3 separate regions of the Homo sapiens genome follow, and all the other regions are linked to region 2. The links are chromatin loops, found by intact Hi-C in ENCODE. Cell type or tissue: Caco-2. All regions are shown on one strand. Each heading gives the region's core, and the rest is flanking DNA. Links, peaks and the distances in the headings are about the cores only. Region 1 has its middle 37 kb from the start of ERH. Region 2 holds the start of GALNT16 (polypeptide N-acetylgalactosaminyltransferase 16). Region 3 overlaps GALNT16 (polypeptide N-acetylgalactosaminyltransferase 16).

The links. Hi-C counts contacts between places; a loop is a spot of excess contacts. Peaks named below come from ENCODE experiments on the same cell type or tissue, not always from the same donor. Only the 100,000 strongest peaks of a DNase experiment are listed, where the experiment ranks them.
Region 1: it touches region 2 in a loop (3-fold over the local background); 17 of 110 quality-filtered maps call a loop at or near these places.
Region 3: it touches region 2 in a loop (8-fold over the local background); 29 of 110 quality-filtered maps call a loop at or near these places.

What each region holds. Positions count from the first base shown.
Region 1 is chr14:69,355,804-69,366,100 of GRCh38, reverse strand. It overlaps a transcript of GALNT16 not described here. Among named protein-coding and RNA genes, the nearest start is that of ERH, 37 kb to the left of the region's middle. RefSeq lists an enhancer at 5,075-5,154. In Caco-2, for the core only: no CTCF peak of the experiment used is centred there; no DNase peak of the experiment used is centred there.
Region 2 is chr14:69,257,228-69,267,524 of GRCh38, reverse strand. GALNT16 (polypeptide N-acetylgalactosaminyltransferase 16) reads right to left here and starts at 7,367. Exons shown (of 15, transcript NM_001168368.2): 1 at 7,058-7,367. The coding sequence starts at 7,234. It overlaps GALNT16-AS1 (GALNT16 and EXD2 antisense RNA 1), which reads left to right and starts at 6,998. Exons shown (of 4, transcript NR_184249.1): 1 at 6,998-7,235; 2 at 10,224-10,297. RefSeq lists a silencer at 6,262-6,321. In Caco-2, for the core only: a CTCF peak has its summit at 6,230 (motif pointing left); DNase peaks (open chromatin) are centred at 5,544, 6,054, 6,904 and 7,223; H3K4me3 peaks cover 2,372 bases.
Region 3 is chr14:69,340,137-69,350,433 of GRCh38, reverse strand. It overlaps GALNT16 (polypeptide N-acetylgalactosaminyltransferase 16), which reads right to left. Exons shown (of 15, transcript NM_001168368.2): 12 at 8,670-8,753; 13 at 3,253-3,394; 14 at 2,432-2,557. Among named protein-coding and RNA genes, the nearest start is that of ERH, 53 kb to the left of the region's middle. RefSeq lists an enhancer at 1,233-1,733. In Caco-2, for the core only: a CTCF peak has its summit at 3,492 (motif pointing right); DNase peaks (open chromatin) are centred at 3,533 and 4,813.

The DNA.
Region 1 (10,297 bases), core at 2,540-5,039, 100 kb before region 2:
ACCCAAGTCTTGCATCAAATGCCAACTGATGCCCCATCTGAAGTTAGCCCTTACCCCTCCACACCATCTTCCTAGTGACTTTCCGTTGTCCCGTTTTATTTGTACATAACACCTATTACTATCTTGGAATAAACTTGTGCATTTTTTGGTTTACTTGTTTCTCTGTCCCTCTAGACTATATGTGCTATGGGGTCAGGGACCTTACGTATGTTGTCTACTGCTGTGTCGCCTGTGCCTAAACCCTGCTTGGTATGTAGTAATGATAAGTATTTATTGCATTATTTCATTCAAATAGCCAGCAGTGTTTTCTTTTTTTTCTTTTAAGCTCAGGGGTACATGTGCAGGATGTGCAGGGTTGTTACATAGGTGAACGTGTGCCATGCTGGTTTGCTGCACAGATCATCCCATCACCTAGGTATTAAGCCCAGCATCCATTGACTATTCTTCCTGATGCTCTCCCTCCTGTCCCTGAGCCCTCCAACAGGCTGCAGAGTGTGTTGTTCCCCACCAATGTGTCCATGTGTTCTCATCATTCAGTTCCACTTGTAAGTGAGAACTTGTGGTATTTGGTTTTCTGTTCCTGCATTAGTTTGCTGAGAATAATGACCTCCAGCTCGATCCATGTCCCTGCAAAGGACATGATCTCGTTCCTTTGTATCAATTAGCCAGTAGCTTTTACTGTCTACCATGTGCCAGACCCAATGCCAGGTACCAAGACAAAATAGACATACATTCCACCCAGAGCTCTGAGCTTAAAAGGGCCCCACACTTGGTTCAATACTCCACTGTCATCGTTTGAAATTATTAATTATTTATGAATTAGATGACCCATATTTTCATTTTTCACTAAAGCCTCCAAATTATGTAGCTGATCCTACCCCCACTTTAACTCCAGAAAGCTCCTAGCACATTCACATTTGGAAACAGTTTAGGGACAAGTCAGTAGACTTGGCATACTATTGTTAATAATTTTAATAGAATTGCCTAATATATTTAAGGGGACATAAAGAGTAAGTGGTTTACAGAAACAGCATAGATTAAGACTCAATTCTGGGAATCAGACATCGTTGGATTCCAGGCTCTGCCATTCCTAGCTGTGTGACTTTGAGAGACTCACACAACATCTCTGAACCTTGATTTCCTCATTATAAATGGATATCATAATAGTGTCTACCCTGAAGAGCTGGCTGGGTAATTAAATGAAATAATACTTAAAACACTTAGGTCAGGTTCTGGGCATCCTGAAAAGCGGGTTCCATCACTCAGCCACCTGCTCCCCTTCCTTTGGCTCCTTCCACCCTCCTGCCCACTCCTGGGGTGGGAAATCTGGGTCAATGTGAGTGGCTCCTAAGCAAGAAGAATATTGAAGAGAAAAAGCAAGGAATTATGACCTTCAGGGAAGCAATAACATTTTGCTTAAAAATTGCTTGAGCAAAGAATTTGTAGATATTTGCAATTTGTATGCAAATACAGACTCCTATATCCTGAGCTGAGACATGGCCCTGGGCAAAAGCTTGAAGAAGACGACTGTTGGACCACAGAGAAGCCTGCATCAGTTTCTCTTTGCTGCCAGTTTAAATGAAAACCTTAGATAATTTCAAAGCTGCAGTTTCCACTGCCTTAGCCTTTCAACAAATCCATTAGTATGGAAGGCAGTTTTCTAACAAGGTAGATGCATCCCCATCTGTATGTACCGCATCATCTCTGCTGTATAATCTTTGTTCTCACATTCATTGTCTGTTTAATCAAGCACTGATTTGGCATCCACTTGCAAATGCTGTGTCTCCTATGCCTGATGAAAAAGAATTTTCAGTGGGTCAAACCTCACCTAATTTCATGAAAATGCAAGTCAACAGCCAAATTAAAAGAGGAAGCCGAGAACAAACTGACAAAGAACAATCCCCCAAGACTCTCAGAACTGATGGAGAACAGTAGTTTTATTGTACTCATCGCCACTTGTTCATTCATTCAAGAAACACTTACTGCAAGCACCCACCATGCACGGGGTACTATACTAGGTGCAATAGACAAGTCTTTGTCTTCATGTAGTCTGCAATCCAATTGGAGTACAGAAGAGCACAGGCCATTCCAATGCAACCCTGATTCAAGGTAAAAGCGGGGAAGTACAGGCACTCAGGGAACCTCTAGTGGGGGCCAGTCACCCAGTGGCTAGGGATAGGGGTGGAGAATCTCAAGGAAGCTCCTGGCATTCTTGCCCTTGGATTGCATCCATTTGTCCAATCCATCCCTGACAGGATTCCTCTATCTGCAAGGTTAACAAGATCGGCATGCATCTGCCTTGAATGCGTGCCCCCTTTTAGAGCCCAGGAACCAGGGTTAGGACTGGGGTTAGAGTCAGTGCCTTCTAGGAGAGGCTCATCTTGCCTCAACAGAGCCTCATTCCATTCATTCATTCATTCATTAGCACACACTTACTGACCACTTCTGTACCAAGCTCTGGCAATCCAGCCGTGAGCAGGACAAATACTTCTTCCTCAAGGAACTGGGGCAGTTTTTTGGGCACCATGCCTCTTTTTCTTTTATTTACTTCAGCTCATTGACAAATGTTATTTAAATCTCACAGCACCCCTAAGAAGTAGTTATTATTATCCCTGCTTTGCTGGTGAGGGGACCGAGTTTCAGAAAGTTCAAGTAACTAGCTGCAGGTTGCCCAGCTAGGAAGGGAAAGGCTTCAACTCTAGGTTAGACTCCCAGCCTCTTCTCTTTCTCCTCTGCTGGGCAGACCGAATCCTGGGCTGGGAAGGGGCCTTCCGACAGCAGCTTTCTCTGTGTTGTTGATAATATCTGTGGGTCCTTCTCGGCAGCGTGACTGCCATCCTCCCTCAGGCCTGGTGATGGCAGCAAGGCCATGCGTGCTCTACGGCCCCCACAAGCAGAGGGCACTGGCCGAGGACTGTCTCCGCAGCCTGCATCTTCCCTGCTCCAGGGAACCTAAGTCATGTCAGACAGGGATGCAGACAACGGTGGGACAGCTGTGCTCTGAAGACCCCAAACAGAACCACTCTTCCTGCCTCATAACCTTCCCTCCCGGTCCAATATTCTGATGGTTTTCAAAGCCTTGTTGAAACATCAAGTCCCCTGCTGAACTCACTTTGCTTTCTTCACAAGGTAAAGCAAGTGTCATGAAGCAAGGTTTCAAAGCCAGACCAGCAGTCTTCCACTCAGGAACGAAGTAGGTGCTGGGACTCCCCAGCCTCCTCTCTCTGGTCAACTTCCCACCATTTCAGGCCACCATGTCTGAGCTGCAAAGTCTTGCCCTGGTGGCTGGAGACAGTCCTGACCAGCTGGAAAATTCAAAGCTTTAGAGTCTAGCAGCTCTGGCCTGCCCAGGGTCGCATAAACGTATCCTGAGGATTCCCAGACTGCTGTTTCCACTTTACAAGACCTGATGACAGACATTTTCCCATTTGATCTGCTCCCACATCATACCCATTTTTCAGTTGAGAACAGTGAGGCTCAGGATGCCTAAGCAGCTGGCTAAAAGTCTCCCAGCTCAGAAATAGCTGGGCCAGAGCTACAGCAATTGTTCTCTTATTGTGAGGCTGAACTCTCCTCTCTATCCCTGCAGTCCAACACAGAAAACCAGCCAAGAAATAACTGAGATGGACACATTTGGTTATAATAATTTTAAATAAGCCTCACTGCTTAATGAGCATGCAGAGATCCAGGCACCTGGTGGAAGCTGTGGGGCTCCACAAAGCACCCTGGAGCCTCCACCTCAAGTGGACAAAGCCACAAGGCAGAGTACACACGGGTCTGAACAAGCTCAAAACGAATGTCTGAGGACAAATAAGGCAGAGCAGAGAACCCTGAGGCCGGGAGGACATTGGGAACAAATACCCCTGGCCAGGAGGCAGGGAGAAAACAGGCCATGCTGGACATAGCCCTGGGCCCTCAGGCCAGCTCAGTCAGGGGTCTCACCCTCCCGAGCCCCAGAGAAGATGCCTGGCCCCAAGGCAGACCATTCGCAATCGCCTCCAGAGCTACATCACGGGACATTGTATTCTTGGATCTACCATGTCCTGTGCTCCCAATTTCCTGCCCTGTGACTTTATTATTTATTTATTTATTTTGAGATGGAGTCTCATTCTGTCACCCAGGCTGGAGTGCAGTGGCGTGATTTCGGCTTACTGCAGTCTCCGCCTCCCAGGTTCAAGCATTTTTCCTGCCTCAGCCTCCTGAGGAGCTGGGATTATAGGCATGCGCCACCACACCTGGCTAATTATTGTTTTTTTAGTAGAGACGGAGTTTCGCCATCCATGCCAGGCTGGTCTTGAACTCCTGACCTCAGGTGATCCACCTGCCTCGGCCTCCCAAAGTGCTGGGATTACAGGTGTGAGCCACCGCACTGGGCCCCCTGTGACTTTAGGTGCTTTAGCCTCTCATCCTGTTTCTACATCTGCAAAATGATGATTGTGGAACCAACGTTGGCTCATCCTACCTCCATTCTAAGAATCAGCCATGTAAGGATACGGGATGTGGGGACAAAAGCTCTCAGCCTGTTAGAGCTTTGCACAGGGCCTCAGTGTCCTCAAGTGCAACATGGGGATAACAGTACAAACATGTCAGTGTTCTATGAATATACAGACTGATGGGTGAAAGGCAATAAGGAGCAGCAAGGAGCATGGACCCTGGATCAGACTTCATGATTTTAAATCCTGGCCCTCCATCCTGCCAGCTGGGTAATCTTGGGCAGATATGTTAACTTCTCTGGGCTTTGATATCTAGTTTGTAAATGGGGTGGTATTGAAAATACCTACCTGATAGAGTTGTAAAGATCAAAGAAGATAAAATGTGTGTCTCAGTGTTTGGTCAGTGACTGACAGGACCAGTTATAAATGTCATTGAATGGAGTACTCATAGAAAGGGCTTTGCCATGTAACTCACGGTAAAATGTATGCCTGTCCTGCAGGCTGGAGGATGCAGCACTGATTCCTTGATTAATAGATCTTCTGAGGCAGAAGCTCTTCTAGAATGAAGTCAACCATATGTGGCTGGTATTGGGGAAGAAACTCATAAATCATGCAAAGCGAGGCTGGCATGTGGCAGCTGGTTCAGTGGCAACCCTCAGCCCAGCCCAGTGCCCACTCTCCCTCCGCCTCAGAGTGATCCATCACTGCCCAGAGCTCTGTGGCAGGCAGCTTGCTTAGCAGGGGCAGGGCCCGCAGCACCCAGCTCTCTGAGCCTTCTGCACCACGTGGTGACACGTGGCCCCGTCAGGGGACCAGAACCCATCTCAGTCACCAGAACAGTGGCTCTCAAACCTGAGCATGCATCAGAATCCCCAAGAGGCTTGTTAAACTCAGAGGGCTGGCCCCACCCCCAGAGTTTCTGATTCAGTAGGTCTGAGTGGGGCCCAAGGGTTTGCATTTCTTCATTTCTTTTCTTTTCTTTTTTCTTTCCTTTTTTTTCTTCTATTCTTCTCTCCTCTCCTCTCTTCTCTTTTCTTCTCCTTCTTCTTCTTCTTTTTTTTTTAGACAGTCTCACTCTGTCTCCCAGGCTCAGCTCACTGCAACCTCCACCTCCTGGGTTCAAGGGATTCTCCTGCCTCGGCCTCCCAGATAGCTGGGACTACAGGCACTGGGCATCATGCCCAGCTCATTTTTGTATTTTTAGTAGAGATGTGGTTTCACCATGTTGGCCAGGCTGGTCTCGAACTCCTGGCCTCAAGTGATCCACCTGTCTCAGTCTCCTAATCGGCCTCTTCTTTTTTTTTTTTTCTTTTTGAGATAGGGTCTCGCTCTGTTGCCCAGGCTGGAAGTGCAGTGCTGCAATCATAACTCACTGCAGCCTCAACCTCCTGGGATCAAGTGATCCTCCCGCCTCAGCCTTCTGAGTAGCTGGGACTACAGGCATGCACCACCACACCTGGCTAATTTTTAAATTTATAGTATAGATGAGGTCTCACTATTTTGCCCAGGCTGGTTTCAAACTCCTGAGTTCAAGTGGTCCTCCTACCTTAGCCTCCCAAAGTGCTGGGATTCTAGGCAGGAATCGCTGTGCCTGGCCAAGAGTTTGCATTTCTTTTTTTCTTTATTTTATTTTATTTTATTTTTGAGACAGAGTCCCACTCCGTCGCCAGGCTGGAGTGCAATGACACAATCTCGGCTCACTGCAACCTCTGCCTCCTGGGTTCAAGTGATTCTCCTGCCTCAGCCTCCCGAGTAGCTGGGACTACAGGCGTGTGCCACCCGCCTGGATAATTTTTTGTATTTTTAGTAGAGATGGGGTTTCACCACATTAGCCAGGATGGTCTCGATCTCCTGACCTTGTGATTGCCCACCGCGGCCTCCCAAAGTGCTGGAATTCCAGGCGTGAGCCACCGCGTCTGGCCCAGAGTTTACATTTCTAATAAGTTCCCAGCTGAAGGGGCTGGTCTGTGGGACCATTGACACATGCTCCTGTGAGAGTGAGTTTAAACCTAGCTGTTTATCCTTGGGCAAATTTCTTCTCTCAACTGAGCCTCCCCTCCTCATCCATAAAGTGAGTGTATGAGAACCTACCTCATTGGAGTGCATATGGTAGCCTTACTAAGATTCTGGGTACCCAGAAAGTGCTCAATCTGTGTCAGTCCTCAGCATCACCAACACATTGCTGTTGAGACAACTAATGAATAGGGAGGGTGGAGTTGTGGCAACATCAAACTTGTAAGAAGTGAGACGAAAAATGGACAAGTGTATATTGCGTGCTTTCTATGTGCAGTGTACTAATTCCTAAATGCCAAAATGCTTTATCATTAAAAGACAAAGCAAAACAAAAACAAACCCAGTTAGAATGCTTTATCTTTAATTAATTCATTCAGCAAACAAACATTTGCTGTAAGTCTGAGAAGCAGGTTCTGTGCTGTAGCAGTGGGAGGTATGAAGCTGGAGCAGGCGTGGTTCCTGTCAGCAAGGAGCTACAATCTAACAGAAAAAAGAGGACAAGACTAGAGAAGACAGGAACACACCATAGCGTATGGAGGAAGGTGATGACAGGCTGGGAAGGAACGCTCAGCACCCTGAAGAAGCAAGCTGGAGAGGTACTTTTCAGACAGGTGGGGGATCAGGAAGGGTTTCCTTGCAGAAGCAGCACTTGTCTGGGAAAATGGGTAGCATTTAACTCATGGAGTTAACAAAGTATGGGGCAGAAGAAACAGCAAAAGCACAAACAAGAGAAAGCAGAAAGCAACTTCGCACTACACGACTCAGGTCACTTTGGCTGATTGTAGGGTGAGGAAGAGAGAGTGGAAGCCGAGGTTGGCCTGGCTGTCTGCCATCAGGCATTGGATAGTTGTAACCATCGGTGGTTCATGGGGCTCCTCTGAGAGCATTCCACCGTCTTTGTGGGGCAGGTGTTCAGTATACCACTGTGGGCTTGATGATGGGTGTGATGATGACGCACCGGTGTGAGAGCTTGCATGTTCTAGGAGGGGGAACCCCCCGGAGCTCTAAGCACTGCCAAAGCCAGCTCACCTTCCCAGCATCCTTCAGAAGGAGAAGTCAGTCCCAAGCCCCCACCTGATGGCTGCAGAACCAAGGCCACACCGCACACCCAAGAGAAAGCTCCCAGTGCCACTCTGCTGCTCCACCTGCTGCCCCCACAACTTACTGTGACCTGATTTAACCTTAGCATCCCCCACACTCCCACCCCCAGGGAGGCCAAGGCTCTGGAAGGCAGAGTCATCCTGGGCGAGGGGCAGCCCCTGCCCTTGTGGGCAGAGAAACCTGGAGCTCTGCAGCTGCCTGACAGGGTTGTGGGAACTGCAGTCCACCCACGGGGAGAGGAGCAAGCCTCCTGCCATGCTGAGAGCCATCTCTGACTCAAACTGTGGGGAGGGGCCCAGACAGAGACCCCATCGAGGTGGCCCTAGAGCAACTGTCTCCAGAGACTCTTACCTCCTGGTTCTCCTGCCAGAGAGTCCCCCAGACTCTCCTGCCATCCCTAGTTTCCCATCCAACTGAGGGTCTCCCAGCTGGGGACTCTCCACCACTGCTGGGCTCAGACCTCCGGGTCCAAGATGTGGTCCCTACATTCTTCTGGCTCCTGGGGAAGTACAGTAAGGAGTACAAGGGTAGCCTTCTTTCCCCCTGGCTTCTCCCTCTTGTAGTGAGTCCAGTGCTGAGTGTCAGGGTACTCAATCCAGGGCCCAGCTCATTCTGATTCTCTCCTGCACAGCTTCCCCTCTCTGGGCCTCCAGCTCTCCTTCCTGGTGCATGGGACTTAAATGTGCAAACGCATCACTTGGACCACTCAATACAAACACAGGAATTCTAAGCCTCCCCGTCTGGGTCAGACCCAGGAGCATACAGGTCTACAATCCCTCCAGGGATACTGAGCAGGTTATCTGGACCACATCTTAAGAGACACATATTTGAAAGACAAATTGTTGAAAGACCGGCTTTGTTTTCAGATGGCTTGAGGGGATCAGAAGCAACCTGAGAGCCAGGCAAAAACAAGTCTTTCCTGGAACGCCTCCACCATGAGTATCCCTTCTCTCCAGAGAAGGATCACTAATTCCCGTACCAACTAGACCCACCTTCCCGAAGGAAGAATACCGAGCCCTGGAGGAATGGTCCCTAGCTCAAGAAGCACAGGCTGTGTCTGTTGGGGTTGAAATGGCTCCCACAGCTTCCTTCTAGAATTCTCCTGTTGTAACAGGCTGGTCTACGTCACCACAATGCTGCCTGCAGGGTAAAAAGCCCAGGCCACCCAGCAAGGTACCAGCTGAATTGCCATCTCTGCTAGTGTGGCCAGTGGACTTCACCAGACCTTATCCAGTCCAACCTTTATCCAGCCTGAGGCAGGCATTGCCTGGAATGTCATTTCAAGCTGTCCTGGAAGCATCATCTTCTGGAGAGAGAGCACCAACTCACTGACGCTCTGGGTGAGAGCTCCCTCTCCTTGCTCCCATAGCTCCTGCCTTCCCCTGTAGCTTTTATCATGTGGTATCACAGTTGCTGCTGATTGGTCCATCTCCTCTGCTAGAATATTTGTTCTCGAGGGCAGGGACCGTTTCTGTCTTGTTTACATTTGTGTCATCACCCCTAGCAAAGTGTTTGGCATGTAGCAGGCACTCAGAAAATGTTTATTAATAATAGTAATGACATATTGATTAAGCATTTGGAAAGGGCCAGATGCTTTGCGATCAGGCTTCACAAAAAAATCCTTTACGGCTATGAGTACCCCATTTAACAGGTAAAGAAATCAAGGCTGAGAGATGAAATAACTTATTCAAGAGCTCAGTCAGGCGCAGTGGCTCACGCCTGTAATCCCAGCACTTTGGGAGGCCGAGGCGGGTGGATCACGAGGTCAGGAGATGGAGACCATCCTGGGTAACACGGTGAAACCCTGTCTCTACTAAAAATACAAAAAAAATTAGCTGGGCATGGTGGTGGGCGCCTGTAGTCCCAGCTACTCGGGAGGCTGAGGCAGGAGAATGGCGTGAACCCAGGAGGCAGAGCTTGCAGTAAGTGGAGATCATGCCACTGCTCTCCAGCCTGGGTGACAGAGCAACACTCTGTCTCAAAAAAAAAAAAAAAAAAAGAGCTCACAGCTGGCAAATGGCAGAGTAGTGAGGGATCCAGCTGAATGGGTATTTTTTGAAGTTGATTTGAATTTTTATTTATAGAGATAGGGTCTCGCTATGTTGCCCAGGCTGGTCTCGAACTCCCCTGGGTTCAAAGGACCCTCCCAATTCAGCCTCCTGAATATTTGGGATTACAGGTGTGAGCCACTGCGCCTGGCTTGAATGGGTCTTAAAGACCCAAGAGTCCGCACCCCTAGTACACTCTTCTCCACGCTTCACAGGGCTGAATTAAGCAGGAGAAATTGTCCTCAGATGGCTCTGGAGCCTCAGTCCAGGTCGGCTACTCAGACAGCCCAGCTGCAAGCCCAGGAGAGTAGGCCCTCCCCTGATCCATCTCCAGGTCTTTCCTAAGTGCCTGGCAGTGAAGACCTCTTCCCATTAGAGAAGCTGGCTGGGTTGCCCCCTCCTTCTGGAGGAGCACTGACTCAGACCATCACAGGGACACACAAATACCAAACACACTGAGAACATTGTTGGCAATGAAATTACAGACGTTATAAATGCCAGCCTTTCCCTTCCAGGTTTCCTTTCCTGTTCCCTGGTGGGAGAAGGACCACACCCCATGCAGTGCTGGGAGACATCCCCCGCAGGCCTTGGGGTGCTGGAACCCTGGGACGACAGTCATATTGTCCAGGTTATTTCTCCCAACTGCAGATGGAGACAGCCTTCCTGAGGGGCCAGGGGGAACAGCCCTTGTAAAAACTGAAG
Region 2 (10,297 bases), core at 4,997-7,496:
CTACACAGAGCCACACCTCACTTTATGAAACAGCAAGAAAGAGGAGCTTGTGCTCTTCAGCGAAACGTGAAGTTGTTCCTAATGGGTCTGGAAAAGTGGAAAGGCTATACCTGGGCAGACCTGCCTCAATGCCTCCTCAAATTTTGCCTGAGCCTTATCTTGCCTATATAATATGATCGACAAGCTTCTTCCAGTCGCCCCCTCTTTCCCAAAGTACCTCTGGCCTGCCACTCCTATCTGGTCTGAAATGTTCACAGAAGTTCCCTGGGTGACCATACTGTCTCTAGCCAGATACAGTTCAAAGGCGCATCTGAAGTTTAGGGGTGTGGGGAGACAGGCAGGCCAGGGCTGTGGCTTCTCCATAAGCACACAGCTCAGGGGCACTGCCAGCCAGCGCCGCCCCAGGCAGCAACAGTCAGGGGTCTGGGAGACAGGACAGGTAACCTGGAAATCACACCTGGGTTGGATTGGGAAAATAGAAGTGGAATATGGGAAGGTCAGACTCAAGGTGCCTCCACCAGGCAGAAACACCTATGCAGGCCTCGGTCTTGGGAGAGGAAAGATGCTAAAGACCAGCACCTCCAACTTTGCAGCTTTGTCTCTGACCAGCCTTGGCTTCCTCTCTCTGTCCTTGCTTGGCAGCTCCAAAGGAACAGGGGAGAGAGGAGCACAGCAGCAGTTATGGATTTCTGGTCGTTACCCTGTCCTGGGCTGGCCTCAGTGCATGGGGCCCGCCTACTTCCCAGGGTGCAGGGCTCTTGCAGTGCAATAATTGGGCCCTATTTCATGACAGAGAGTCTTTTTTCTCCCTTTCCTGCTGCTGTTGGGAGCACTTATGGGCCAACGGGGAGTGTGGAGAGAAACCCTGGCCAGCCTTTGGACTGCTCCCATGTTGGATGGTTCTGTGAGAATGTTTTCCTTCTGCTGCAAAGAAATTTCTCTCCCTGCATCTTTCACCTCCTGGCCTCAATTCTATTCCTTGGAACCCTACAGAATAATTCAAATAAGTCTCTTGCCTTTTCTGAAAGTTGGCTCAATGCTAAGTTTTGATGGGGAGTCAGAAGTGTGAGATGTGGTTAAGAAGGTTATACTTTGATTTTGGAGTCAAGAGTGATCTTAACCAGTCACCAAATATGTTTTAAAAATAATTATCCTTATTGGTTTGAACATTATCATGTCAATGGATGCTTATTACAGAAAATTTGGGGGTAAAAACCCAAAAGATGGAAGGAGGGATTGCCCATAATCCTACCTCCCTACTGCCAACATTTTGTTCTGTATCGTTTTTGCATTTTTTTCCCCATCGAATGTTTGTGGAGCGAATACAAAGCAAGGTGCTGATTCAGGTGCCCCAGAAAAGATGTGCTGATAGACCAGGCTTGGATCTTGACCAGAAGATGCTCCAGGGGAAGGAAGACATGAGCCTGGGCTTTGGAGTGAGAAACACCTAGTGTCGGGTGCACTTACTAGTTGTCAGAGCATGAGTAAGCGTGTTTACTCGTATGAGAACTTAACAATGGTACCTATCTCATTAGGTTGTTGAGGGGATTCAGAGAGGTAAGCCTGTAAAACACACAGCATCCAGGTCTCCAACGAATGTCATCACCATCAACATAACAGAGTATACAGTGATTATGGAGGCTAGACAGGTACGGGTCAAAGACCACAAGATTTCAGAGAAGAGGGACTAAACCACTTGACACCGTTTTCAGAGTGGGCTACACACAGTCGGTGACTGTACCAGGCAAGCACACTGATTAACTGAACTGAATTTACTGCCCAAGTATAATCAGCAGTTAACTCATGTCTGAAAGCTCGGCTCCTCTGCTCCTTTCCACGTCTGTTTAGCCTCCTGTGTCTTTGCTCTGCTGTTCATGGGGAAGGTGCTTAAGGTCTCCTCAAGAAGCAGACAGGGTATAAATCTTCAATCTTGTAACTGTAATGAAGGCTTGGCTATAGGCTCCCCTCTGACCTCAGAGAAGCTTCCTCCATTACAGTGAGACAGTCCCGTGGGCAACTCAGCCTGGCCCTGGTCTACCAGTGTCCTCCTACCTCTACCTTAAATGGCATTTCCAGAGCCAAGGGTTTCCTCTGCCTGCAGCAAGGACAAACACAGCCACCATGGAAGAAAGCCATGCTCCCAAAGATCTCGGAGCAGCTCGGGGGTAAATTGCTGTTACAGCACAGAAATAAAAGACCTGCAGAAGCATGAGCAGCACCCTAAAGCTAGTCCCGTGCCCTTGGACCTCTGGCCTTCCAGGAAGGTAACTCTCGGGCTGCCAGCCCTCCTCCCCACCCCCAGTCTTAGTTCCCTCTGGGCTGACCCCATGTCCCAGAGGCAGGTCTCGAAATGGCCCAGGAACAGACCCCATTGACAGGAAATCAGGCCCTTTATATCTGAACATTTTTGGCTGGGCGCAGTGGCTCACGCCTGTAATCCCAGCACTTTGGGAGGCCAAGGTGGGAGGATCCCCTTGAGTCCAGAAGTTTGAGACCAACCTGGACAACATGGAAAGACCCTGTCTCTACAAAAATATATAAAAATCAACCAGGTGTGGTGGCACACACTTGTAGTCCTAGCTATTCAGGATGCTGAGGCAGGGGAATCGCTTGAGCCCAGGAGGTGAAGGTTGCAGTGAATCATGACTGTGCCACTGCACTCCAGCCTGGGTGACAGAGTGAGACCCTGTGTCCAAAAAAAAAAAGAAAGAAAAAGAAAAGAGAAAATAAAAAAAGAAAAGAAAGAAAAGAAAAAAATCTGAACATTTTGACAAAGGGAATTGTGGGTGTTTGTGCTTCTTCCTCCTCACTCTCTTTCTCAAGTGTGGTACCTAAACCAATTAAATACAAAATCACTTTCTGTTATTATATTTAGGCAAATCATATTCCCACAGTTCCAAAATGCACACATTATAAATAAAATATAAATTATTTTAGATCTTATTAAAGCATCCGCTCTCTGAGAACACTACCAGAAAAGCCATCATTTGCATCCCCTTCTGCTAGGTAAGTGGGGGCTTCCTGCGAGGCCTCAAGGGTTCCTGTGGGACCTTCCACTGACAGGAGCATGTTCCTCCATAAGCAGAAACTTCACAACACCTTTCAGGAGAACTCCCCCTTAAAGCCATGTATTTACATCTAGAAATGGAGCTATCATCTGCTTATCTCAGGATCAACAAACCTTGCAAATCATTTAACTCAATTTCAGCCGACAAAATAACCAAGGTCCAGAGATGTTAAGTATTGTGTCCATGGTCATTCAGTAGTATCCCAATTTCAGGCTAAGAAACTCCGGTTTAAGAAATTCTTGCCTAAATCTTTCACAGTTCTAAATAGGAGACTGTTGACACAAATGAGTGCACCTATACCGAAAATGAGTAGTCTTTTTAAAAAATGTAAAGTGAAATTCCATATAACACCTTAGCCTCCCACCCATGCCTGTTAGTGAACTGGCATATGGAAAACCTAAGTCCCAAACCAAAACAACCACAAATGTTCTCGCCAACTGTGAGGACTGAAGACTCAAGGCCGGCTGTGTCAGCCCTGCCTCCCAGTTTGGCTGCTGTCCTGTCCCAGCGTGCATCAGTGTAGATTCAAGGGGATGTCCCCAAATCTACTGCCTCGCTGCATCGGGTACAGCATGGAAAAATCACAAACCTTGCCGCATCGTAAGCAGCCATATAGGGATGGAATCAGTATCTCCCTTTAGCTTTACAGATTCCATAGCCAAATTTTTCACATCAAAATTGGTGACACTTGGGCCGACAGCAGGACAGAATATTAAAAATCAGGACCTTCTTGAGAAATCTGGCCATACGGTTGCCATGCCGACACCCTGTAATGCCAAACAGGCATCTCCAAGGTCCAGAAGCAACTTGGCTGGCTTCAAATAGTCCAGACATTGTGAAAGCAGAGCTGCCTCCAGGTCCAGGCGCTTCTGCAGACCCTCCCTTTCCCAGCTCAGCTCTCTGATTCCCCAAGGGAGCAATGATGACGCCTGTCTGAATTTGCCAGCCTCTGACAGCAGGGCTAGCCACATCATTCTCTAAGAATCTGAAAATCCACATGCAGCATCCTGGCCCAACTAGACAGAGAAATGTTTCTGAATAAGCGGTTACCACAAATTGCAGGGAGAAAGTAAATCCTCAGCTGCACCTGCCCCTTTTAAGTTGAACAAAGCATTCAATGCCTGCAGAAGCTTGAACGTACATCCCCCACCTCCTTACTTAGAGCCACCTCCTTACTTAGAGGTTACAGTTGATAATAAAATATTAAGGAGATATGAATATAATACAATAATATTAGGGGGATGTGAAGCATTGACTGCCCCCAGAAATGGGTGAGAATCCTATTTCACTCCTTTAAGAAGCCTTGCTGTGCACTTTAGGAGGCTGAGGTGAATGGATCACATGAGGTCAGGAGTTTGAGACCAGCCTGGGCAACATGATGAAACCCCATCTCTACTAAAAATACAAAAATTAGCTGAGAGTGGTGGCGCATGCCTGTAATCCCAGCTGCTCGAGAGGCTGAGGCATGAGAATCGCTTGAACCCGGGAGGTGGAGGTTACAGTGAGCCGAGATCATGCCACCTCACTCCAGCCTGGGTGACAGAGTGAGACTCCATCTCAAAAAAAAAAAAAAGAAAAAAAGAAATCTTGCTGTGTGCATCAATGTGGGGATGCAAGGAGCTTCCAGCACAGTTCCCGCATGCATCACTTACATTCAGCTGCAAATCACATGGAAGAAATAACTGGAAGAGAGGAATACAATGAAACAATGCAAGGCAGTTGTCAAAAGTGGTGCCTGACGGGGGGGTCAGTGCTGGTGGAACAGGCATCTAAAGCTTAAGAACAAAGAGGGAGCTGGCTGTGCCCCTAAGTGGCCACAGAAGGCTCTGCCACTCCCAGGGACTTCCATTCTCCCTTTCTTCCTGCACCTTCACTTCCCAGCTCCCAGGTATCTCCCTGATACTCCTTCATACTTTAAACTTAGCTTCCCGCTCTGAGACCTTTTCTTACCTGCAGCAAGTCAAACCCTGTGGGAATAAGCAGGGACAAGAGGATGTTTACTGGTGATTCTCATGACCTCCAATTCCCACCCCTCAAAATGAGTGCTGAATCCTTCCAGCAGGTCCCCTACACCATTCTGGGACTCTTGAGAAATGTGAGCGGCCCTCCCAGTGCATCTTACAGGACTCTGGAAGGAGCAGGAGAGAGGTGCATGGGCCAGGTCAGGGTTCAGGTTCCGGGTTCCAAAGCAGAGGCTCTGAGCAGCAGTCTCCTGTGCTCTCTTCCCTCCTCTCCTCCCTGCCCAGCCTCTTTCTCCGCCCCTTCCAACTCAGACCCTCTTCTCATCGCCTCACCAGAAAGAGGGACAGAGCATCTGGCCAGCCTGCCTTGCCTGAGACTAGGGCTCTTCCTGCCACTGAGTATGAATGTGGCAGCCTGGGCTCCTGGAGAGGAAGCTCCCTGGGGTCTGGAGGCCACTGCTGGTTTGGACAGTTCCAGCTCCAACCTGTCCCTCTGCTCAGATCACAACACTCTGGGGCCTCAGCACAGGAGGCTTTTCCTTATCAGTTTTCTGTCCAAAGGGCGACAAGTGCTTTGGAAACAGTGTCCTGGGAGAACAGCCCAGAAGGGAACAGTGCACCTAATCAGGCTTGCCCCCAGAGAGTTCACCCAGACTGGTATCTAGGACAAAACCCACAACCTCACCCCCCCGCCCCAGGTCTCCTCAGGCAAAGCCCTGAAATAATGTTTCCTTTGCAGGGGACTCGGAATCTGGGGCAGGATGGGAATATGAGGGGACACTCTCCAATGAACTTCCCGATATTCCTGGGGTTCAGATCCGCGTCTGGATGCGTTTCTCGGATTCGGCTCCACACAAGCCTCAGCCCTCCGGACCTTGCACCTCCCCCGCGGATCTCCTCACCCCTCCACCCCCAGGCCCAGATCTTTCCTTGTCGGAATCGCCACGCTTCCTCACTCCTTTACCCCCGCCCCACTCGGCTCTCCTCTTCCTGGTCCTCATCCGGCCAGGCTGCCCCGCCCTGGTAGTTCCCGAGGGTCGTCCGAGGCTCTCGTCCACCAACCGCCCCCGTCTGGAAGAATGCGCCCGCTCGAGCGCACTCTCGGCGGGTGCCAAAGCCTCCCGCCTCAACAGGTGCCCCTGCCTGGCCACGCACAGCTCTGTCACCTGGGGCTCGGACGGAGACGGCGACAGGATCGCCCCCTGCAGGGCGGCTGCGGCTCCGCACGCCCCCGCCCGGGTCCCCAGAGCGCCAAGGGCCCCCGCAGCCCCGCCGCCGCCCCCGCTGTGCCACACTGCCTTTGTTTCCCTGCCCGCTTAGATGTCGCGAGGCTGACTTCATGCAAGGGTATCGCCAAGTTCGGGCGCTGACACTGCCCACCTACCCGTGGTGGCGGACCCTAAGGTTGGGAGTGAGAGACGCGTACAGTGCGAGACCTCTCCTCAACCCAGAGAACTCCGGGGAAGCTGGGTGTCCGCGCCGAAGAAGCGGGTTCAAGTTGACCCGGCTCAGAAGGGGGTTCGAAGCCAGGCGCAGCGCCTAGAGAGCCTTCCCCTACCCACGCCCCCACCCGATGTCCTCTGCCCCCAGAAGGCTGGAGAGGGGCTGCGCACTGCCACCTACGCGCTCGGCTGCGAGTGGTTCCCACCGCCCGCTCGCCGCGCGCTGGGCCCGGCAGCCTTCCGGGGCACACGAGGCTCCCGCAGCCCCCAGACTCCCGGCCCCGGCAGCGCAGAGCCGGGAGAGCCGCCACGTTCCCAGCCGCGCGCGCACGCCGGGCCCACCAAACTTGCAGCACTTTCTCCCAGCCCCCACCCTCTGTCACCCTCCCTTAGTCGGTGCGCCCCAGCCCCGCCGCCCGGCAGAGGTTGCCATAACAACGGGCAGGAATGCTCCAACATATACAAAGCCGGCCCGGCGCAGCGGGCACTCAGCCCTGGCCGGGCCCCGCGCCCTCGGCCGCCGCGCAGGGTCTGGACGCGCGCCGCGGCTCCCTAGCCGGCCGGCCGACGCTCGGGGCGTACTCACAATGAGCGGGATGGTGCGGTCCTCGCGGAGCTGCTCCGACCTCCTGCCTGCCCTCTGCGCGCCCCGGCCGCCGGAGGATGCTGCGTGGGCTCGGTTGTCCTGCCATAAGTAGTAGAAAGTGCCCAGGATCCAGGCTACGGTCAGGATGGCGATGGCATTGGCGCGGATCTTCCTCATGGTGGGCAGACGGGCGCCCCAGGTGGGGGACTGGGCCGGCGTGCTCTCGGGGCCGGGGCGGGGGCGCTCGCAGCCCCAGCTGTTTGTTTTCGCTCGCGCCTAGCTGCTCAGTCCTGCAGAGCAGAAAAAGGAGAGAGGTGGGGGGGCGGGGGGGTGATAGGGAGAGACAGGATCGCGGAGCGATCCTCACGGTCCTAATGCCCTTCAGCCCCGAGCGCGCGCGTCCCCCGGGCGCCCATTCATTCGTGCGCAGGGCCGGCCCCGCGCTCCAGCCGCCGCCGGCTGACCCACCAGGCCACTGCGCACTGGGAGAGAAGCGCGCCGAGTGGGAAGCGGCGCGGGCCTTCCTCCCGCGCCCGGGAACCCGGCGAGACAGACGCCCGCGGCGGAATGGCGACTGGCCAAAGCCAGCCTCGGCTCCCACCGCTAGGTGACCGAACGCCCGGCAGCTGCCCCCGCGCGGCCCTGGTCGGTCCTGCCGACCCACACCCACCCCCGGACCGAGCGGCCTTGAGTCACCGACTGGAGACGCGCGACCCCCGACCTGGGCCCGCGCCGCGAGCTGCAGTTCCGGGCTGCGCTCTGGCGCGGGATTCAAGGTGTGTTCGGCGAGTCCTTGTGTAGGGGCGGCTGGGCGGGGGAGAGTCCTGAGTTTGTACTGGAATCTGCAGCTGAGATTAGCCAGACCGGGCCCGCCCAGAGGAGGGATTGGAAGCTGGTGCACTTGACATTCGAAGAGCGCGAAGGGGAAACGACGCTGCCTCACACCCAGTGCTAGGAGAGTGCGGGTACGGCCCTTCCACATTTTTCGCTGGCCTGGGGCTCCCAGATTTCACGATGCTTCCCTCTATCCCGCCTCATTGACCCCTGGACAACCCTGAAATATCATCGTCAGCATTATTTCATCGGAAAGAAGGGCAGCAAGAGAGGCCGGATGATTCTCCCAAGGCCACACAGCTAATTAGTGGGCAGAGCCCAGTCTAGAAGCCATCTCACCATCTGACACCTTTCGACAAAGTGCAAAACGCGGTGGTGAGAGACGAGGACACAGACATTAAGATTCCGCTCCAGCCCTAGAGGCACTGAGAATCAGAACGTGAACTACTCTTCACTCCAGGCAGAAAGCAAGAGGCTTGGATGAGTTTTAGGAAACCAGCACAGTGTCGGGCACAGAGCGCTCAATGAATAGATGTGTAACAACAAAGTAGGGATCCAACAGAGGAAGAAATAATTTATTGTAAGGTGGCCTTTGGGAAAGCTCTCAGAAAGGTGGATGAATCACTTAAGAGGTAAGGAAGGGGGAGGTGAGGACAGGGGAGAGACTGCAGAAATAGGCCTTGCAAAAATCCAGAGGATGGAAGAGCTTGATGTGTTCAAGAGAGAGAGCTGCCAGGCGTTGCAGGGGGCCTAGGATTTGATAGGAGTTGAGGTTGGCCAGGCTGGGTGAGTCTGAACTCAGGAGGTCCTTGAATGCCGGGGCAGAGTTGTTGAGGAGTCTGCTTCCTGCTGGCACTGCTGGACACCATGGCTACTCCGAAGACCCACATAGGGTCCAGCCTCTAAATGAAGCCATCTGGGGAATCAGGCAAACTGAAGTCACAGCATCATGCCCCCCCACAAGCATCCCATGAGCACCACCCTGACAGATAGAAGTAAAATCAGGTGGCTTTTCTCCATTTCTCCAGCACTCGAGACTGAACCGCACATATAATAGATGCTCAATACATTTCTGTTGAGGTGAAGAAACCCTAGTTGGGTTTTTGCTGAGGAAAACCCAGGGTCATTACTGCAATACGATATCCTCACTCAGAAGACTAATTACGATGACACTTAGACAAGTCCAAAAGTGACCCACGCAGGAATGGGACCTAGAAAGAAGAGAATGCACAAAGAGGGCCTCACAAAGGGTCTACACAAGTAGCAGGGAATTTCAGGCATAAGGTGTGGCAGTCACAACAGGGGCAGGAGTCTGGAGACGCCAGATGCTCTCCCAGGTCTCTCTCCCCTGGGGAGTTTAATAAGACTGCGCCAGGGGCCAGGGCTTGTTTGCATAGATGGAGAAAACCACTGCCAAACCTCCATCTGGTTTCCGCAGGAATCATGGGGCAGATCCAGCGGTGCCATTTGTGGGAGGCCAGGAAAGACCTTGCTCCTTGGGAATCAGGCTCCACAGGCCTCTCAGGTCAACCAAGAAAATGTAAGGGAACTACCCTCCTGGTGCCCCCATTTTCACACATCTCTCAGGTGAGCCAGGTGAAAACTTGGGGAGTAGCCCTGTTGTCATAGGCTGCTCCCCTCATCCCAGCCTGGTCTGTGCATCTCTAGTTGCCTTTGGATGTGGGATTCGAAGACATCACATCACCTATCACCTCCTGGTAAAAGGCTCCAAACTCACCCCTCGGCACGGGGATGAAGCTGGACCATGCTGACTGAAACCAGACAGTTGGGGCTTCTGGTGACTCCAAAAGGAAGGCTCCATGGGGGGAAGGAGGGAGGGGTGGGATGGGCTGGAATGTGGCAGGGTTTCTCACATCTCACCACTTACTGCCCAGGGCTCAGTGGTGAGGATGCTATATATCTGCCCCAAATGGTCACTCCTGGTAGTTCTGTCCCTGAGAGAAGGTTTGCTTGGCCCCCACCACCAGAAAGACTGCACAGAAGTGAAGCGTAGCCTCTCTAGATGACTTCACCACAGTTGTTCCTTAGTTGGGCACTTCCCTGGGGGATGATGGGGGTGGGGTGGGGGTAAGACAGCAAGTAATTGCCATGCTCATTTGACTGACAGGAATTCCACATAGACAGAGGTGGAGTAATGTGCCTGAAGCCATAGGCACTCTGGCAGAGCTAAAGACCAGGAATTGCCACCTTGGCTACAGTCTGTGGTCTTCGTTTCAGATTGTAATCCCAAGTGGGTGCAGAACTGGCCCTCCCTGGGATAGGTTTCAATGCTCAGAAATGACAATGAGTGTTGTTTCCTCTCTGGTACTAGGAATGGACTCCAGCAGCATCACAGAATCAAAGCAACACCTAAGGAATTCACTGTTTCTTCACATACTTTGAACT
Region 3 (10,297 bases), core at 2,376-4,875, 86 kb before region 2:
CCAGCTGGAGAGAGTATGGCCATCCTCACCCCAGGGAGTCGTGGTGCTTGGAGCTACCTCAGCATCTAGCCTTCTGTAATATAGTGTCTTACTCCCTTCTTTCTCTTCCACTAAAGTGCAAATTCCCTGGGGGTCAAGGACCATGTCCGTTCATCCTTGTGGCCAACATGATCTGTACATTCTCTGGCACAAGGTAGGCACCCAGTGACATTTTGTTTGTTTGAGACTGAGTCTCGCTCTGTCACCCAGGCAGGAGTGCAGTGACACGATCTCGGCTCACTGCTACCTCTGCCTCCCGGGTTCAAGCGATTCTCCTGTCTCAGCCTCCTGAGTAGCTGGGATTACAGACGCGCGCCACCACGCCCGGCTAATTTTTGTGTTTTTAGTAGAGACGGGGTTTCACCATTTTGGTCAGGCTGGTCTCGAACTCCTGACCTCATGATCCACCCATCTCAGCCTCCCAAAGTGCTGGGATTACAGGCATGAGCCACTGCACCCAGCCGTCATTTTGTTTTAAGATGAACGAATGACTGAATCACCCAATCATTAGGAAGTGCTCCCCAAACAGCGGGATTCTCACTTCTTATCAGTGCTATTAGGCACAATCTCAGGGCTTCTTGACTCTCCAGGCCACTCAATTCTGGGCTTGTCTGAGAAACAATGTCACATCACCCACTGTCCCATCTCCACATCTTGGTTCTTGCGGATTCCTTGTGAGGTAAGCAGGGGAGGGAGCCCCTTATTTTATAAGTGAGGAGACTGAGTGAAGGGAGGGGGAGGGAAGACTGAGCTGGGGCCTGCTGACTCCATCACACCAGGTCTGAGGCACAGGAGCCTCTCGGATACAGGAAACCCAGCTAGCCTTGGAAATAGGACCAGCAGGGGACCAAGAAGGACGGCCCGGATTCCAGAAGGCATTGGCAGTGGGATAGCTGGCTCATCCTGTCCTCCTGGGAGAAGAGGGGCACAGGCACCCAGAATGCCATCGGGAGCCTGGCAGGACTTGCAGGGGCAGAATGAATGGGGCCAAGGAGATACCTACACACCCCGTAGGCTGGGTCAGCACAAAGGGGGAAATGTGTGATTCAGCCCCAGAGGGGCAATTGAGTGGAGGCTTTGCTCGGAGATAATTCCTCAGTGGGAGGGGGTGGGCGTGGGCTCAAGGATTTGCCCTCAGAGAGGTGGGTGCTCTAGGTGCAGGAGACACTGCACCAGCCCCACTGCAGGGCAGGGCCGAGGGTGGGCTGCATCCCCCCACCATCCAAAAGCGCTTAAAGTGTCCCACAGGTCCAGCAAGTGGGCTGGGCACACAGATCCCTCAGACACACACAGGCCGGAGGGAGAGGCTGTGGCTGCTTTCCAGAATGGCACAGCAAACTGCTGTTCATCCTTTAAAAAACGTGCTGACCCAAGCAAAGAAAAAGGGGTAGGAGGAAAACCATGCAGGCCAAATCAGAGACCCAGGCACCCTCCTCACTGCTTGCACCGACTGAGGCAGGCTAGCCAGTGGCAGGCACAGGGAGGGCTTCTGAGGAGGGTGAGCAGGGGAAGTGCTGGAGCAGCCTCTGGGCCTTGGGTCCCATTCCCTGGGTGGTGAGGGAGCCCTCCAAGACAGGAAGGGAGTAGCACAGAAGAGAGCTGGCTGGATTCTGGAAATCCACTGTCACTGGTTGCTGTGTACCCTGAGCAAGTGACTCCACCTCTCTGTGCATCACTTTCTTCCTTGACCCTGACCTGTCTCCCAGGATTAGTGGTGACAGTGTGGGTGAGAGTGTCGGATCAATGGAAAAAGCAGTGCTCACGTGAGGCTGGTCATGCCAGCTTGGACATCACTGTGTCTGGAGCTCAGTTTCCCTAGTCTGCCAACAGTCAAGAAATACTTATTGAACATCTACTATGTGCTGGGTTAAGACTGTGGGCCTAGAAGTCACTGACCTGGGTTTGAATCCCAGCTCCACCCCTTCTCAGCTGTGTGATCTGACATATATTCTTTAGATTCAGCGAGCCTCAGCTTACTCACTTATAAAATGGAGGTAGTACTAGAACCCACGTCACTGGGTGGCTGGGAGGATTAGATGAGATGATCTATTTCAAACTTCTAGCACAGACTGTCAGTAAAAGCTAACACTTATTTGAACTGTGGTGGTTGTCAGGAGCTAGGGATACAGTGTTAACAAGACAAGTGGTCCCTGCCTTCATGGAGCTCACAGCCTGGCAGGATGGCATTAAACAAATAATTACCCAAAGAAGTATTTCCTCATGGGCAGAATAATTGGCTTGACCTAGATGTAGACTTTGCTCCCCCTCCCCACAGATCCTCGCTCTGAAGGGCTTATTTGAGTCAATCAGGGGCTCTCCTGCCAAGGTCTGCCACCCTGAGGCATGGCCCCTCGGGCTGCTGGGCCTCTGGGCCAGAGGCAAGGAGACTCACCTGCTTGCCTTCTCTAGGGTTGCACATCTGCAGTATGACTGGGGATCCAGGGGAGGACATTAAGGTGGAGGTGGCAGCCAGGCACTTCCCCTGCTGCTGGATGAGGTGGTCACTGAACAGCCATGCCTGCAAGGCAGGGAGCAGAAAGGCCAAGTCAAAAAGTACAGCGATGGGTGGAGAGATGGGTAGATAGGGGATAAAGCAAAAACACGGCATATTTTTGTAAGATTTCTACAAATAATTGTAGGAGCTAGGGTAGATGTATGGGTATTCACTGCATAATTCTTACTATTTTTCTATATGTTTGAATTTTTTGGTAATAAAATGCTGGGGTGGGGGAGCTTAGCTGGAGCTGGCCAGAGGGCAGTCAGGGCTGTGCCAAGAGACTGTGGGGGATGAGAGAGAATGACAAGACATGGAACCAAGGCAGCTGAGAGCTGGTCCTCACTGGAGTCTCCATGACCTGCTTTAGTTTCGATGTGGGTGCAACACTCATATGTTGCACCCATGTGCGCACAGGAGTCTTGGACATTGCCTGTCACATGAGCCGACCCCAGCTGGATCTCAGGAGACAACTGGGCACTATCTGGGCAGCTCTTCTCCCTCGGCAAGAACAAAGCAGGTGGTGCACACAGGATACCCAAGTGACAGGCTGGAAAGGGGATATGAATGTGTAGGAGCAGGGTCTAGGGGCCCCTGGCAAAGTGGGTTTGTGTAAGATGTAGACAGAGGAGGAGAATGAGTAGGGGGAAGTCCCTCACCCCACTCCTGGACAATGCCTCCAGCTCTCTCCCACTCCCATTCCTACCCGAGGTCCTTACCTGGGCGGGCTGCGGGTTCTTGGCAGACCCTCTGCAGATCCCCATTCCAAGCAGGAAGTCACCAGCTGTGTTCTGGCCCTGAGATTCTAAGCAGTTCACCCCCTGCTTAATGATGCCGGGGAGTGCTTCCTTCACGGGGACCCTGAGAGAAAAGGCAGCAGTCAGGCTTGTGCTTTCCCCCCCAAGGCTTACCTACACCCTCTGCCAGACGTCAGCATCCTATCAGCTCTGGGAGCGCCGAGGTCTCCGTGGGAAGGGGCCCGGGAGCAGCCTGGCCAGCAGGGGGAGGTGAGGAGCAGGAGTGGCCTCTGGGAAGACTGGGCCTCGGCCCCAGGGGTTCTTCCAAGTGGCTCTGGGACCCTCTGCCCTGGAGGCTGGGCCTGAGACATAGAGGATGGGGGAGCCATGGGCGGAGCTCAGGCTGGAAAAACAGAGCCCCTCAGTCCAGAAAGAGGAAAGCCTCAGGAGAGCCTGGGGCCAAAATGCATGCTCAATAATCAATCCCAAAATGACAGGGAAGGGAGCGCTTTGAAGAGGCAAATTAAACACAAATATGAAAATGTGTTTAATCTCAGTAATGATTAAAGAACTACGTATCAGAGTCACCAATGTTTATTTACCATGTATGTACATTTGTACACACACACACTTAATTTAATGACAATGCCCAGTGTCGGCAACAGCTGTGGGACTGAATCTTCTCACACCTTCCTGGTGAGAGCATAGATTAGCACAGCTTCTCAGGAGGGCAGTGTGCTATTGTGTCTCAAAGCCCTTAAAAATGCACACATCTTTGACCAATATTGCCCCTTGTAGGAACATATCCTACAAAAATAATTATAAATGTTGTAAAAGACATTCATCTCAGAGTGGTTGATTATATTGAAAACACCAGAAATTTCTAGATATCTAACAACAGGAGCTGGGCTAAATAAATTCGGATTCATCCATACGATAGAAAACCCTGTAGCCATTAAAAATGACTTATGGCTGGGCATGGTAGCCCACACCTGTAATCCCAGCATTTTGGAAGGCCAAAGCAGGAGGATCACTTGAGACCAGGAGTTCGAGACCAGCCTGGGCAACACAGAAAGACCCCATCTCTACAAAAATTAAAAAAAAAAAAATTATCCAGGCACAGTGGCACATGCCTATAGTCCCACGTACTTGGGAGGCTAAGGTTGGAGGATCACTTGAGCCCAGGTAGTTGAGGCTGCAGTGAGCCATAATGCCACCACTGCATGTCAGTCTAGGCTTCAGAGTGAGACCCTGTCTCAAAGTAAATAAATAAAATAAAATTTTAAAAAATGACTCTGTGAAATGATACTTGCTAGTATGGAAAAATGTTCACAGCACACTATTAAGTAAAACAGGCAAGTTTTAAAATATTATATTATTAAAACACTTTATATGCCCAGGAAAATATGCTTATACACACATACAGACACACACACACACACACACACACACACACACACTGACACCTTATGGGTAATAAACCTGAGGAAGCTGCCGGCCCCAGCTGCTGCAGGCTTGCATACCTGAGTTCAGGTTATGTTCGTTCTTGGATTAAGGAGTCACCAGGCCTGGGAGTTACAGGGGAGCAGGAGGGATTACAGCGTGTGTGCCTTCTCTGCCTCCTGTTACCTCTGTCAGTGAAACAATCTGGGCCTGGGGGGTTGGGCCATTATAAGATGTTTGGCATTCTTTGATGTGGACATCTGCAGGATCTAGACCAAACCAGGTCTTCCTTCCTCAGGGGTGGCTAGAAGCCGCAAAGTTCCAGAACTGATCTGCTCACAGGAGGCTCAGAGAGACCCTTTCAATTCCTCTCCCACACCCCTGGCAGCAGCCTGTGCCTCTCCAGACTCCCTTTGGGAGGCATTGCAACTCTCTAGCAGAGGTGGCAAACTGCTGGCTGCCAAGCTGAATCTGGACCCTGGACATGGTCTGACCTGCATAGCGTGGTGGTTGTTGCTTTTAATTAGTTGGCAATATTGAATGATTTTAAGGTTACATAGAAACCTTCAAATCTGAATCTAGCTTCTCTTAAAAATTGGAAGATCAGGCCACAATGAGCTTGCATTCCAGAATGGTACTAATCCACTGCAGTGAGTAGCAGCTGCCCCCTCTGAGTGGGGCTTCTGCATCGCACTTTGCCCCAGTCCCCACAACTCTCTATTGTCTCATCCTTACCCATTTGACTTATTGACATCACCTGCCTGACCACTGTAAGAATTTGAGTTTGCAACCCCTGCCATGTGCAAGCATGTTGGAGGGCAGGAGCTCCACACTCTCAGCCTCATCCAGGAGCAATGTGTTACATTTCCCTTCTCTATAGAGACAAGATGGGTACTGAGGCCTCTTTGATAACTGCACAGGGGGAATACAGCACGAGGGCCAGGGGTTGTTCCAGACCCTGCTACTCCCTTGTTGCTTAGGGTGTTGTGCAAGCTGATCAGCTTTCAGAGGTGAGGTGGATACTGACCAAGAGTGGCAATGCCCAGTGATGCTTACGGAAGAAACCCTAGGCTTGGGAGCAATCTCAAGATCAGATGCAGCTCCTAAGCTGTCATCGTGGTAGCAGTCCTGGAGCAGCTGGAATAGCAGTCGTCACCATCCTTCCCCAGCTCCCCAGCAGTGCCAGGCTAAGCTGTCCTGTTTGTCAGCAGCCCTCTAAACTCTGCATCCACTTCCTTCTCTATGGGTCTCTTCTATGTACACAGGCTGCCATTAGATCCATTCCCCAAGACACTACTTCTTTCTGTTAGAAAACTGACATACTGGTTTTGTTAGAAGAATGCTTACTGCCATTTGCTTGGAATTAGTGTCATGAATGTGCAATGTCTACTATGCAACTAGCACCCTCACAAACATGGTGTGCTTGTGCAACGCACAGCCTGAACAACTGTTCTTGATAGTCCTAATGCAAGTAATAAATTAGCAGTTCCTGAGGCCAGCTGCAGAGCTCTAACCTGGAGAAGGGGCAGAGCCACGGCAGGCCTAGGAAAGCAAAAGCCTCTTCTTTCAGCCTCCTCGGTCTCCCCACTGACTGTTTGCAAGTGTAGGCAACTATTTAGGGACCCCCTGTTTGGAGGAAAGTTGGTATCACTCAGGCCTATGGGTCCCCTTTCTAATCAGCAAATTGATCCACTCCTGGCCCCTCAGCCTAGGAACTGGGGGTGAGTAATCCAGACAGGAATGAGGTCTGGGGTTTCCATCTTAGCAACAAAAAATTATTTTAACTTTCACACAGTGGCAGAACAAACAGAAGAGGACTTCTGCTCCTCATCGACGTAGCTGGTTCATCTACTCTCCTGCCTTGTGATCGAGCCAGGTTTCTGATAGTTATGAGACACTTCTTCCCCTTGGTCCTTGGGGGTGTCATCAGACCCTGTGGCAGGGCACTGAGGTTGGAGAGGAAGGGCATTCCCAGGCCTCCCCCACTCTTCCCACAGGCTGCCCAGCTCCTGCCCTAGGGCTGGAACTAGTGGGCTTCACCCAAATGTTGTATGAACGCTGACACAGTGTAAAGAAGTGACTGCTCTTTTTTCTTCAGGGTCTCAGAAATGATGCATCTGAATGAACACTGTCCCCTAGAAGTGACCACTTCAGGAAGTTGCATTTTCATAAATTAATGTTCTTCCCATCACAGCTAGTGTCCAGGGAGCTGGGGTTATCTAGGCCACTGACTTTCTTCCAGTGACACTGCCAGTGCTCACATTGTTCTGGAACTTCTTGGAAATTGCTCCTAGAGTCAGTTTAATCTTGTTCATTTAGAGTCATGCTGTATTTGGGACCTGGGATTATAATTATCAGGGTTAATCATCTCTAGCTTATTCATTGCACTTGGCTACAACTTAATGGTGGCTGTTGGCCAAAAATCAAACCTGTCCTCAAAGGACAAAGATTTGCCTCTTTCAAGGATATGCAAGCTCTGAGGGGTGGAGTGTTCTGGAAAGCCATGGCAGCATCCTTGAGAGAAAGCTGGCAGCGGTGGGACACGTGTTCCCCAAGGTGACAGCTATAGAGGGCGCATGCGGCTTTTAGACATGATTGAGGCGTACGGACTGTGCAACTTGTTCCATTAAAAATATTTACTGAGTGCCCATTTTATGACAGGCACTGTTCCAGGTGCTGGAGATAAAGCAGTGAACAAACAGATCAAAGCCTCCACCCTCATAGAACTTACAGGCAAGTTCAGGGAGATACAACAAAATTAATTGGCCAGATAATGCCGATGATAATAACGGCTACAAGGAACATGGAGGAGACGATGCTGGGGAGGGAGGCGGAGCTGCAAACTCAGAGTGTTCAGGGAAAGTCTCCCTGGGAAGGGGACGTTTGAGTCAAGGCCTGAGGAAGGTGAGGAAATGAACCACGTGGATGTAACTGAGACACTGAAAAGGCCATCGTAGCTTATTGCCCACTGTCCTGTGAGAACGCACACATATTCCCAGGTAACTACAGCTCGAGTGCACACATCATTTGCATTTTGTTTTCTCATTTGCCAGAGCAAACATTTCCCTGTGTTTTCTTCACAGTTTCTATGATTATAATATTAATGGGTGCATAATATTTGTTTAGATCTATGTATAGTGATTCACTGAAGCCAACCCCTATTGTTGATTCTCTCCTTTTCTTTTCTTTTCCTCTCCCTCTCCCCTTCCTTCCTCCCTCCCTCCCTCCCTCCCTCCCTCCCTCCCTTCCTTCCTTCTTCCACCTTCCCTCCCTCCCTCCCCTCACCTCCCCTCACCTTCCCTCTTCCTCACCCTAACACTTAGGCTGGAGTGTAATGGCATAACCAGGGCTCACTGCAGCCCCTACCTTTTGGGCTCAAGTGATCCTCCCACTCATAGGTGTGTGCCACCACGCCCAGCTAATTTTTTGATTTTTAGTAGAGACAAGGTCTCATTATGTTGCCCAGGCTGGTCTCAAACTCCTGGACTCAAGCAATCCTCCTGCCTTGGCCTCCCAAAGTGCTGGAATTACAGGCATAACCCACTGTGCCTGGCGGTTTCTCATTTTTTCACCACAGCTATTGATCTGCTGGTCAACAGCTTCTGCTTTGGTTGCTTTATTTCCTTAGGATAAACTCCCAGAAGGGAGAGAACAGGGCTAAAGGGGACGAATGTCTCTGCAGCCTTTGCTATGTAATGCAGTGTTGTTTCCTAAGGGGATAACGTCCATATCTAGATCTGAAACCATTAAAAATTCGGTTCCCACCACACCTAATTTATAACCCCTAGTAATGCCCTCTCAGTTCCCCCACAGCCGTCACGTGAAGATAAAACCCGGCAGCTAGAAAGCCAGATCACCAGTGTTGAGGAGATCTAAGGGTGGGGTGGGACCAAAGCCGCTGGCCCCAACCACCCCCTACCCGCCTGGGGGATGCACAAGATGAGGGCTGCACTCACGTGAGCTCTGGGTAGACGTTCTCCAGGTACCAGCGGAAGGACTTGCAGTTCATCTTCTTCCTCTGCTCTATCCGCGTAGCCACACTGTAGGAGGAGGCAGGGCTTGGGCTTTGGCCTGCCAGTGTGGAAGGCAGCCCGAGGGAGGATGCCAGAGGCCTGTCCCCCAGCCCCAACTATCTCAGGCAGGCAAGGACCAGGAGACTTCCAGCCTGCCATGTCCAGCCCTGGCCACTTATCTGATGTTATTCTCTGACTTGCAAGCTCAAGGCAGGTCTCCTGGCTATGCCTCACTCATCAAATTCCTGCCTGGAGCTCACCTTTCAGGGTGAGCACAGACCATACGGGACCATGCCTTTCTCTCGGCTTCTCACTCCTTAAGACCTCTGTTAGCAGACCATGAACTGGTCTTTATCTTTGCAGAATTAATGAGAAGTACAGGAGGAAGGTCTAACAGCAGGAAGAGCAAGCTTTAAACATCTTTAGATGTGTTGGCAAATAAAACCATTAGATGTGTCCTTGGGACACCGCCATCCTCACCTTCCTCAGGTACACCCACCACAATGGCCACTGGTTGACGGCCCTCGTCACCAGCTATCTGAGCCTCAGTTTCCTCTACATTCAACTGGGGACACGACCACTCATCTCAGAAGGCTTTTGTGAGAATCAAGTGAATTAAGTGTGAAGCACTTAGCACAGGGCAGGTGCTAAGTAAATGTTAGTTCCTCATTACAAGAAATATTTAGTGACATAACTTATTTTTTCAAAAAAAGGGAGATAGATATGAATAAATAGGGAGAAGATTCATTGATCATCATTAATAGTGTTTTCAAACTTTTCTGACCACAAGCTTAAGTAGGAGATAACTATCTTACATTTGTAATATAATACGCCCCATGTACAGTCAGCCCTCAGTATCTGTGGGTTCTGCATCCATGGATTCAACCAACCTTGGATCAAAAATACTTAGGAAAAAATTTCAGGCCAGGTGCAGTGGCTCATGCCTGTAATCTCAGTACTTTGGGAGGCCAAGATATGCAGATCGCTTGAGATCAGGAGTTCGAGACCAGCCTGGCTGACATGGTGAAACCCCATCTCTATTAAAAACACAAAAAATCAGCTGGGCATGGTGGCACGTGCCTGTAATCCCAGCTACTCTAGAGGACGAGGCAGGAGAATCGCTTGAACCCAGGAGATGGAGGTTGCAGTGAGCCTAGATTGTGCCACTGCACTCCAGCCTGGGTGACAGAATGAGACTCCATCTAGAAAAAAAAAAAAAAATTCCACAAGGTTCCAAAGCCAAACTTGAATTCGCCACGCATCGAGTACCACATTGAATCCATGCAAATGACGTGATGTGTAGGCATTGTATTAGGTATTATAAGTAATCTAGAGATGATTTAAAATATTCAGGAGGTTGTGCATAGGGTATGCAAATACTACACTATTTTATATCAGGGACTTGAGCATCTGTGTGGATTCTGGTATCCGTGGGGGGTCCTGGAACAAATCCCCTGCAGATGCAGAGGGGCAACTGTACATGTGTAGGTACATGCATGCACACACATGCACCCACAACGGAAATAAGAGTTTCATAAGGACAATACTAACCCTTAACTGCAATCAACTCT